Regions from separate parts of the Homo sapiens genome. Here region 1 is linked to region 2. A link is an interaction called in ENCODE POLR2A ChIA-PET data of the cell type or tissue named here. Cell type or tissue: GM12878. All regions are shown on one strand.

Region 1 (4,000 bases), 190 kb before region 2:
GTGGAACACAACCAAGGAGGCCAATGTTTCTACTCCTTGACCTAGCATTTCACTGAAGACAAATGTTGTAAGAGAGGAGAAAAGCCCACCATGAGTCAGAGTGACTTTAGGAGATGCCTCTAGCAGACATCCCATAAGAGACAGGACATGTGTGTGTCAGTGGACTGAGGCTAAGACTCAGAAGAGGGCCAGGTGACAGGGGCCAAGTAAAGGGCAAGGGTTGTTTATTTGGTTTACGTAATTTCTCAAATAACTAACTTCTGTTGGTTTATTTATTAATTTTTAAGATTTCTATCTTCTTTTCCCTGGAGAGTTAAGAATTTTTTTTTAAGACCTGTCAGCAGGAAAAGACCTTTAATAGCTATTTTTTTAAACTCTTTAACACAAGACTGGAAGAGCAGAGGGAGAAGGTGAGGGAAATATTAACAGAGGGTGTGTGAAGGGCATACTTCTCTAAGGGAGATAGTAGTGACGCTGGCTCCACTGGCCACTCCTACCCCCAGTGAGAAGGGCACTGCATTAAATGATAAGTGGGTTAGTTTTTTTAAGCTTATCAACATGTTTATTTTTTATACTCCACTTGGGTTTCCTTTGTCAACTTTATTACTGTTTTTGTTTTGTTTTTTTGCATAAGCTCCTCTATCTTTGAGAATTTCTCAGCTCTTCCTCTTGGTTCTAGTCCCTCTCCCATTCCCTAAGGGATAGGTTGGCCGTCTATTAGAAGTGACTGCCAGATAAAAGAAATGGTAATAATGGCTGTTATGTCTGTGGGGAGTTATCTTTGCACTCCCACGCACCCCTCCGTGGGCATGTGTTCCCATAGGACTGTTCCGTGGGTCATAAGGAAAGAGACACTTGCATGCGTTCAAATTCTTTCCCCCTTGTTCAGTAGCCTCTTCTTTAAGAAGCCAGAGTAAGTATACTATGAGCTTGCTTGCTGGACTGAGGAGGCAGGTAATTAAGTTAGGGCAATAGATAAGAATACATGTTTTGAGAACTTTGAAAAATTTGAAGAGGTCTATAATTACTGCATTCACTGTACTCACTTTATTTTGAAACAGAGTCTCGCTCTGTCACCCAGGCTCGAGTGTAGTGTTGTGATCTCGGCTCACTGCAACCTCCACCTCCCAAGTTCAAGAGATTCTCCCACCTCAGCCTCCCGAGTAGCTGGGATTACAGGCATGTGCCACCACACCTGGCTAATTTTTGTATTTTTAGTAGAGATGAGGTTTCACCATGTTGGCCAGGGTGGTCTTGAACTCCTGGCCTGTTGATCCGCCTGTCTTGGGCTCCCGAAGTGCTGGGACTACAGGTGTGAGACACCGCACCTGGCCTATTTTTAATTTTAATTTTTATAGATTTACAGGGGTACAATGCAGTTTTGTTATATGGATATACTGCGTGGTGGTGACGTCTGTGCTTTAGTGTAACCATCACCTGAGCAGTGAACATTGTACTTATTAGGTAATTTCTCATCCCTCATCCCCATCCCACTTTCTCACCTTTCCGAGTCCCCAGTGTCTATTATTTCACTCTGTAGGTCCATATGTACACATTTGGTTCCCACTTATAAGTGAGAACATGTAGTATTTAATCTTCCATTTCTGAGTATCTACTTTTTTTGCTCACTTTTTACTCTCTGGCAGTATGGCTTGTATTATCTTGAAATTTCTTTAAAAAGCCCTTCCTTCTTTGTGTGTTCATGCTGAACATGCTGAACGCACCCCATATCTCTAATCTTGGGTTGTATTTGTATAATTATTAGTAATGCCTGGCTCTCTCACCAGACTTAAACTTTCTGAAAGCAGAGATAATAATGAGTCTTTTACTTAATTACAACCTAACATTTTGAGCAGAGCGAGTAACTCACAGTAGGTGCTTAATGGATATGTGTTGCATGAAAATATAATCCCATTCATTTCTCTTTCTGTTTTGTATACAGTGCCAGGTCATGCTGGCCGACTGGTGTTTGGGTTCCTGAATGGCAGGGCCTGTGTGATGATGCAGGGCAGGTTCCACATGTATGAAGGGTACCCACTCTGGAAGGTAAGTCAGAGGGATAGGTCCGGTTGGATCTGGAAGAGGCAGGAGAGAACTATCTAGCCTCTTTCACTACCTAGCTATCTGGGCTAGGTGGATTTTTGGTCCTCTCCTTCCTTTTCTTTCACGATGTATGTCATGCATTTCAGTGTAGCTGAATTAATGAAATTTTGTAAATTTTTTTCGGATTGTTTGCTTCGAAGGTGACATTCCCAGTGAGGGTTTTCCACCTTCTGGGTGTGGACACCCTGGTAGTCACCAATGCAGCAGGAGGGCTGAACCCCAAGTTTGAGGTTGGAGATATCATGCTGATCCGTGACCATATCAACCTACCTGGTTTCAGTGGTCAGAACCCTCTCAGAGGGCCCAATGATGAAAGGTATGTATGTTACTCCGTTTTTTTTAGGTGGGTAGGATTTAAAGACTTCTCTAGGAGCTGTGGGAGAATTTTTAAAATTCCGTTTATGTGAGATAATTCAACCTGTGTCCTAGGTTTGGAGATCGTTTCCCTGCCATGTCTGATGCCTACGACCGGACTATGAGGCAGAGGGCTCTCAGTACCTGGAAACAAATGGGGGAGCAACGTGAGCTACAGGAAGGCACCTATGTGATGGTGGCAGGCCCCAGCTTTGAGACTGTGGCAGAATGTCGTGTGCTGCAGAAGCTGGGAGCAGACGCTGTTGGTGAGAAGGGGAATTTGGCTGGAAGCTTGAAGAGGGAGGGGTTTAGCAAAATGGGAAGGGGAAGGAGTAGGAAATAACAGGCCTCATTGGACTGAGAGGATCTGATTTCAGGGAAGGGTGAATTAAACTGACTTATTGAAATACAAACTGGTGAGATTTGGTGTAGCATCAAATCTCCCTACGAAGCACCAAGGGGTTAACAGCTGCAGTGCTAATGAATGATCTATCCATGATTTGATGACTGTTTTTTGAGACGGAATGTCGCTGTGTTGCCCAGGCTGGAGTGCAGTGGCATGATCTCGGCTCACTGCAACCTCCGCCTCCCGGGTTCAAGCAATTCTCATGCCTCAGCCTTCCGAGTAGCTGGGATTACAGACGTGTGCCACCACGCCCGGTTAATTTTTGTATTTTTAGTAGAGACAAGGTTTCACCATGTTGGCCAGGCTGGTCCTTGAACTCGCGACCTCAGGTAATCCGCCCATCTTGGCCTCCTAAAGTGCTGGCATTACAGGCGCGACGCACTGTGCCTGGCCAATGTGATGACTGTTTCTAAGAATTCTAAAAAATTCACTATAGCCACCTTCTGTACCTCTAGCTGGAAGATGGAACTCTATCATTAGGATTGAGTTCAAAATTGCCACAAATATAGAAATGAAGGATTGTATTGGTAATTTTAAGAAATGTGTATTTATTTTAGGCAATACAGAAGATAATTTAGCTGCTTCTTTGGATTTGTTTTAGGTGGGGCCTTGCTCTGTTGCCAAGGTTGGAGTGCAGTGGCACCATCTCTAGCTCACTACAGTTCTGACTGCCTGGGCTCAAACAATCCTCCCACCTCAGCCTCCTGAGTAACGGGGACCACAGGCGTACACTACCACACCTGGCTAATTTTATTTATTTTTTGAGCCGAGGTCTCTTTATGTTGCCCAGGCTGGTCTCAAACTCCCGGGCTCAAGACATCCTCCTGCCTTGGCCTCCCAATGTACTGGGATTACAGGTGTGAACCACTGCACCCGGCCATCTTTGGATGTTTTTTGAGATTTTTAATTCTTGTTGAAAGCGAGGCTAAAGGGCAAGGAAAAGAGTTATTTGAGGATCCTGACAGTTGGTTTCCATCTTTCTCACTATCAGGCATGAGTACAGTACCAGAAGTTATCGTTGCACGGCACTGTGGACTTCGAGTCTTTGGCTTCTCACTCATCACTAACAAGGTCATCATGGATTATGAAAGCCTGGAGAAGGCCAACCATGAAGAAGTCTTAGCAGCTGGCAAACAA
Region 2 (4,000 bases):
GAACAGGATCTGCTTTCTAGGAGGGGAAGACATGTGTACTCTCTAGTTTGAGACGCAGAGTGAAAAAGCAGTTATGCCCATCGGGTAGGGGAGAGTGGTCACCGGGTTCCCAGAAGGCCTCTGAGAACCAAATTTCCATCACTGTTTTGCTTGCAGTGCTCTCTGTGATAATTTTCATCTGTATATCAAGCGTCTGAAGATTTTTTTTTTTTTCCCCAGAGCATAGGATGGGACCAGGGGACACTCATTGTGGTTCCTCTCTGGCTCATACTTTGATGAACCCACTTCATCTTCCCAGAGGTGAAGCCCAGTTGGTGAAAGCCAAGCCCATTTCCTGCTTCATGCTCTCAGATTGTGCCAGCCATCTTCCTCTTGTAGAAGGCGCAACCTTCCAGCTGTGCCTGCAGAGCCCCCACATAAAAGTGAGCATGCTGCTCAGATGCAACAAGCCAGTGGCCTAAGGAGGTGAACTTGTGTACCTCTGCAAGGTGGCAGCTGCCACCCAAGCTTCAATTCTGCTCCCTGCCAGGGACCCAACAGCCCCCAACCCTCCCGGGTCACTGAAGTTCTTTCCAAGTCTGCCCTTTTATACTCTCTTTCCCTCTCTCACACCTTCACAACCAGTAAGACACTTGGTATAGGTGTTTTTGCAGACTTTGAACTGAGTGGAAGGTATCTTTCTTCTTCCAGCAGGAGCCCAAAGTTTACTGTAGCAACATTAAAAGGTGCGAAGGCTCGGGAAATGTGAGGCTTGGTGTATGTGGGAAGGGGGCACATTTTTGTTCTCAACCTGAAGGAAAATATTATGGAGCCAGTGGAAGCCCTATTTATTAAGAAAATCTCAGGGCGGCAACTCTCTCCCACAAATAGACAAAACAAAACAGAAATGAACATTTTCTGTCTGTATACATCTATACATTACAAGCAAAAGATAATGAGAGAACTAGAGTCAGAGAAAAACAGAGAGAGAGAGAGAGAATGCTCAGATAGAAAAGCATTTGCTAGAGACCTGGAGAAGGAGATGAGAGAGAGACAGCATAGAGAGCATTTTTTTTTTTTCCTGAGGATGTCACAGTTGTCTCTGACCCTTTTCTCTTCCAGCAGGCTTGATCTTCTAGGAGTTGATGGTGGGCCCACTGGTTTAATAGATCGAGAGATCTATCAATGGTGAGCACACAATGTTGCTAGAGTCCATGGCCCTCAGCACCCAGAGCAGTCTGTGGATAAAAGTGAAAGAGCTCTGGATGGTGGGGGTGCGAAGGGGGTTGGGGAGAGGGGCTGACTGGGTCACAAAGCAGAAGCAAGGGGCCCTTTGCGTTGAAGAGTACCTGTCCCTGGACTGTGGGAAGAATGAGTGGGCTTACGGGCGTGTTTCCTGGCCACAGCACAGGTGTGGAAACCAGGTGATCAGGAAAGGTTTCTCTGGGTTTTGACTGGGAGGGTGTGGGTGGATACTAGTTGGAGGCTGCAGGGCGTTTGACCAGGCACCAGGTGGCATTGCATGCAAAAGCATCGGGCACTTCCTTCGAGCCGGAATCGAACCAGCGACCTAAGGATGTCCGCAAATGTCTGTACAATCTACAGTCCTCCGCTCTACCAGCTGAGCTATCGAAGGGTGCACGCTGCAAGAGCTGGATCACTGGACTTTCCGCAAATGGAGGAAGCCAAGTCCTTGGAACGCTGGAGTCAACACACTTAGAGTTGATTGGAACCCGCCTTAGAAGAGAACCTTGCGCTGGTTGCCACCGCGCACCTCTCAGGGTGGAGCAAATCCTCCGAGTGTGGTTTCCTCGCGTCCCAGAGCGCTGATAGCCACAATCCAGGACGGGAGGCTCTCGCCTGTGGCCTTCCTCCACCTGTGCATCTCTGTTTTTACAAGTGAGGATGACAGCCCTCAGCGAAAGAAAACAAGAGGGTGAGAGGGCTCGGTCAGAGGGATGGGCTAGGTGGATGGGTGGATCCTGTGGGACAGGGGTTGCAGGAGGAGGAAAGAAGAACTCGGAAAGCTTCTGGGTGGGCGGCCGCTATCCGCAGACCAGCTGCAGGGTCTGCTGAAAGTCCTTAAGCAGCCCTTTCCTAAAACTCTGGCCTTCCTACTCCCTTCCCGGCCAACACACACATGCCCCTTCTCCCGATGTGCCTCCGCCCTTTTCCCTACAGTGTCCTATGCTTGCTTTTTGGCGCATTCAAGTGTGCTAGAAGTGAGAGAGAGAACAAATGGGACTAGGTGAGAAGAACTCGCCCAGGGCTTGCAGATGCACTGTGATACCCTCCTTCCTCCCCAGCGCCCAACTGGGGCTTGGCTTCCCTCCTCTGCAAACTGACCAAGAACTCTTTTTTTTTTCTCCCCCAGAGGCTTCCTCTTTCTGAAGTAGGGCAAGTATATTAGTCCGTTTTCATGCTGCGGATAAAGACATACCCGAGACTGGGATGAAAAAGAGGTTTAATTGGACTCACAGTTCCACATGCCTAGGGGGCCTCAGAATCATGGCTGGAGGTGAAAGGCACTTCTTCTTCTTCTTCTTCTTCTTCTTCTTTTTTTTTTTTTTTTTTTGAGATGGAGTTTCACTCTCGTTGCCCAGGCTGGAGTGAAATGGCGCGATCTCAGCTCACCGCCACCTCCGCCTCCCAGGTTCAAGCGATTCTGCCGCCTCAGCCTCCGGAGTAGCTGGGATTACAGGTATGCGCCGCCACGCCCGGCTAATTTTGCATTTTTAGTAAAGACTTGGGGTTTCTCCATGTTGGCCAGGCTGGTCTTGAACTCCCGACCTTAGGTGATCCACCCTCCTCGGCCTCCCAAAGTGCTGGGATTACAGGCGTGAGCCACCCCTCCTGTCCAAGGCACTTCTTACATGGCAGAGGCAGGAGAAAATAAGAGAGAAGCAAAAGCGGAAACCCCTGGTAAACCCATCAGATCTTGTGAGACTTATTCACTATCCTGAGAATAGCACTGGAAAAACTGGCCCCCGTGATTCAATTATCTCCCCCTGGTCCCTCTCACAACACGTGGGAATTTTGGGAGATACAATTCAAGTTGAGATTTGGGTAGGGACACAGCCAAACAGTATCATTCCGCCCCTGGCCTCTCTAAATCTCATGTCCTCACATTTGAACACCAATTATGCCTTCCCAACAGTCCCCCAAAGTCTTAACTCATTTCAGCGTTAACCCAAAAGTCCACAGTCCAAAGTCTTATCTAAGACAAGGAAAGTCCCTTCTGCCTATGAGCCTGTAAAATCAAAAGCAAGCTCGTTACTTCCTAGACACAATGGGGGTACAGGTATTGGATAAATACAGCCATTCCAAATGGGAGAAATTTGCCAAAACGAAGGAGTTACAGAGCCCATGCAAGTCCGAAATCCAGCAGGGCTGTCAAATTTTAAAGCTTCAAAATGATCTCCTTTGACTTCAGGTCTCACATCCAGGTCACACTGATGCAAGAGGTGGATTCCCATGGTCTTAGGCAGCTCCACCCCTGTGTCTTTGAAGGATACAGCCTCTCTCCAAGCTGCTTTCCTGGGCTGGCCTTGAGGGTCTGCAGCTTTTCCAGGTGCACGGTGCAAGCTGTCAGTGGATCTACCATTCTGGGGTCTGGAGGATAGTGGCCCTCTTCTCACAGCTCCACTAGGCAATGCCCCAGTAGGGACTCTGTGTGGGGGCTCTGACCACACATTTCCCTTTCACATTGTCCTAGCAGAGGTTCTCCATAAGGGCCCCACCCCTGCAGCAAGCTTTTGCCTGGGCATCCAAGCGTTTCCATACTCTTCTGAAATCTAGGAGGAGGTTCCCAAACCTCAATTCTTGACTTCTGTGCACCCGCAGGCTCAACACCACATGGAAGCTGCCAAGGCTTGGGGCTTCCACCCTCTGAAGCTACCGCCCAAGCTGTATGTTAGCCCCTTTCAGCCACAGGGGGAGCAGCTGGGACACAGAGCACGGAGTTCCTAGGCTGCACACAGCACTAGGACCCTGGGCCCGGCCCACGAAACCACTTTTTCCT

Evidence for each region. ChIA-PET counts read pairs that join two places held together with the same protein. Peaks named below come from ENCODE experiments on the same cell type or tissue, not always from the same donor. Only the 100,000 strongest peaks of a DNase experiment are listed, where the experiment ranks them.
Region 1: POLR2A ChIA-PET joins it to region 2 with 5 read pairs; 6 of 35 experiments call an interaction of 5 or more read pairs at or near these places.

Annotation. Positions count from the first base shown.
Region 1 is chr14:20,472,530-20,476,529 of GRCh38, forward strand. It overlaps PNP (purine nucleoside phosphorylase), which reads left to right. Exons shown (of 6, transcript NM_000270.4): 3 at 1,943-2,046; 4 at 2,244-2,419; 5 at 2,533-2,723; 6 at 3,855-4,000. Among named protein-coding and RNA genes, the nearest start is that of PNP, 5.1 kb to the left of the region's middle. In GM12878, no CTCF peak of the experiment used is centred here; no DNase peak of the experiment used is centred here.
Region 2 is chr14:20,661,671-20,665,670 of GRCh38, forward strand. TRY-GTA5-4 (tRNA-Tyr (anticodon GTA) 5-4) reads right to left here and starts at 1,615; the gene lies at 1,522-1,615. LOC124903281 (a long non-coding RNA gene) reads left to right here. Exons shown (of 2, transcript XR_007064059.1): 2 at 1-743. RefSeq lists an enhancer at 1,530-1,809 and a silencer at 1,920-1,989. In GM12878, CTCF peaks have their summits at 1,481 (motif pointing right) and 3,918; a DNase peak (open chromatin) is centred at 1,561; H3K4me3 peaks cover 2,596 bases; H3K27ac peaks cover 691 bases.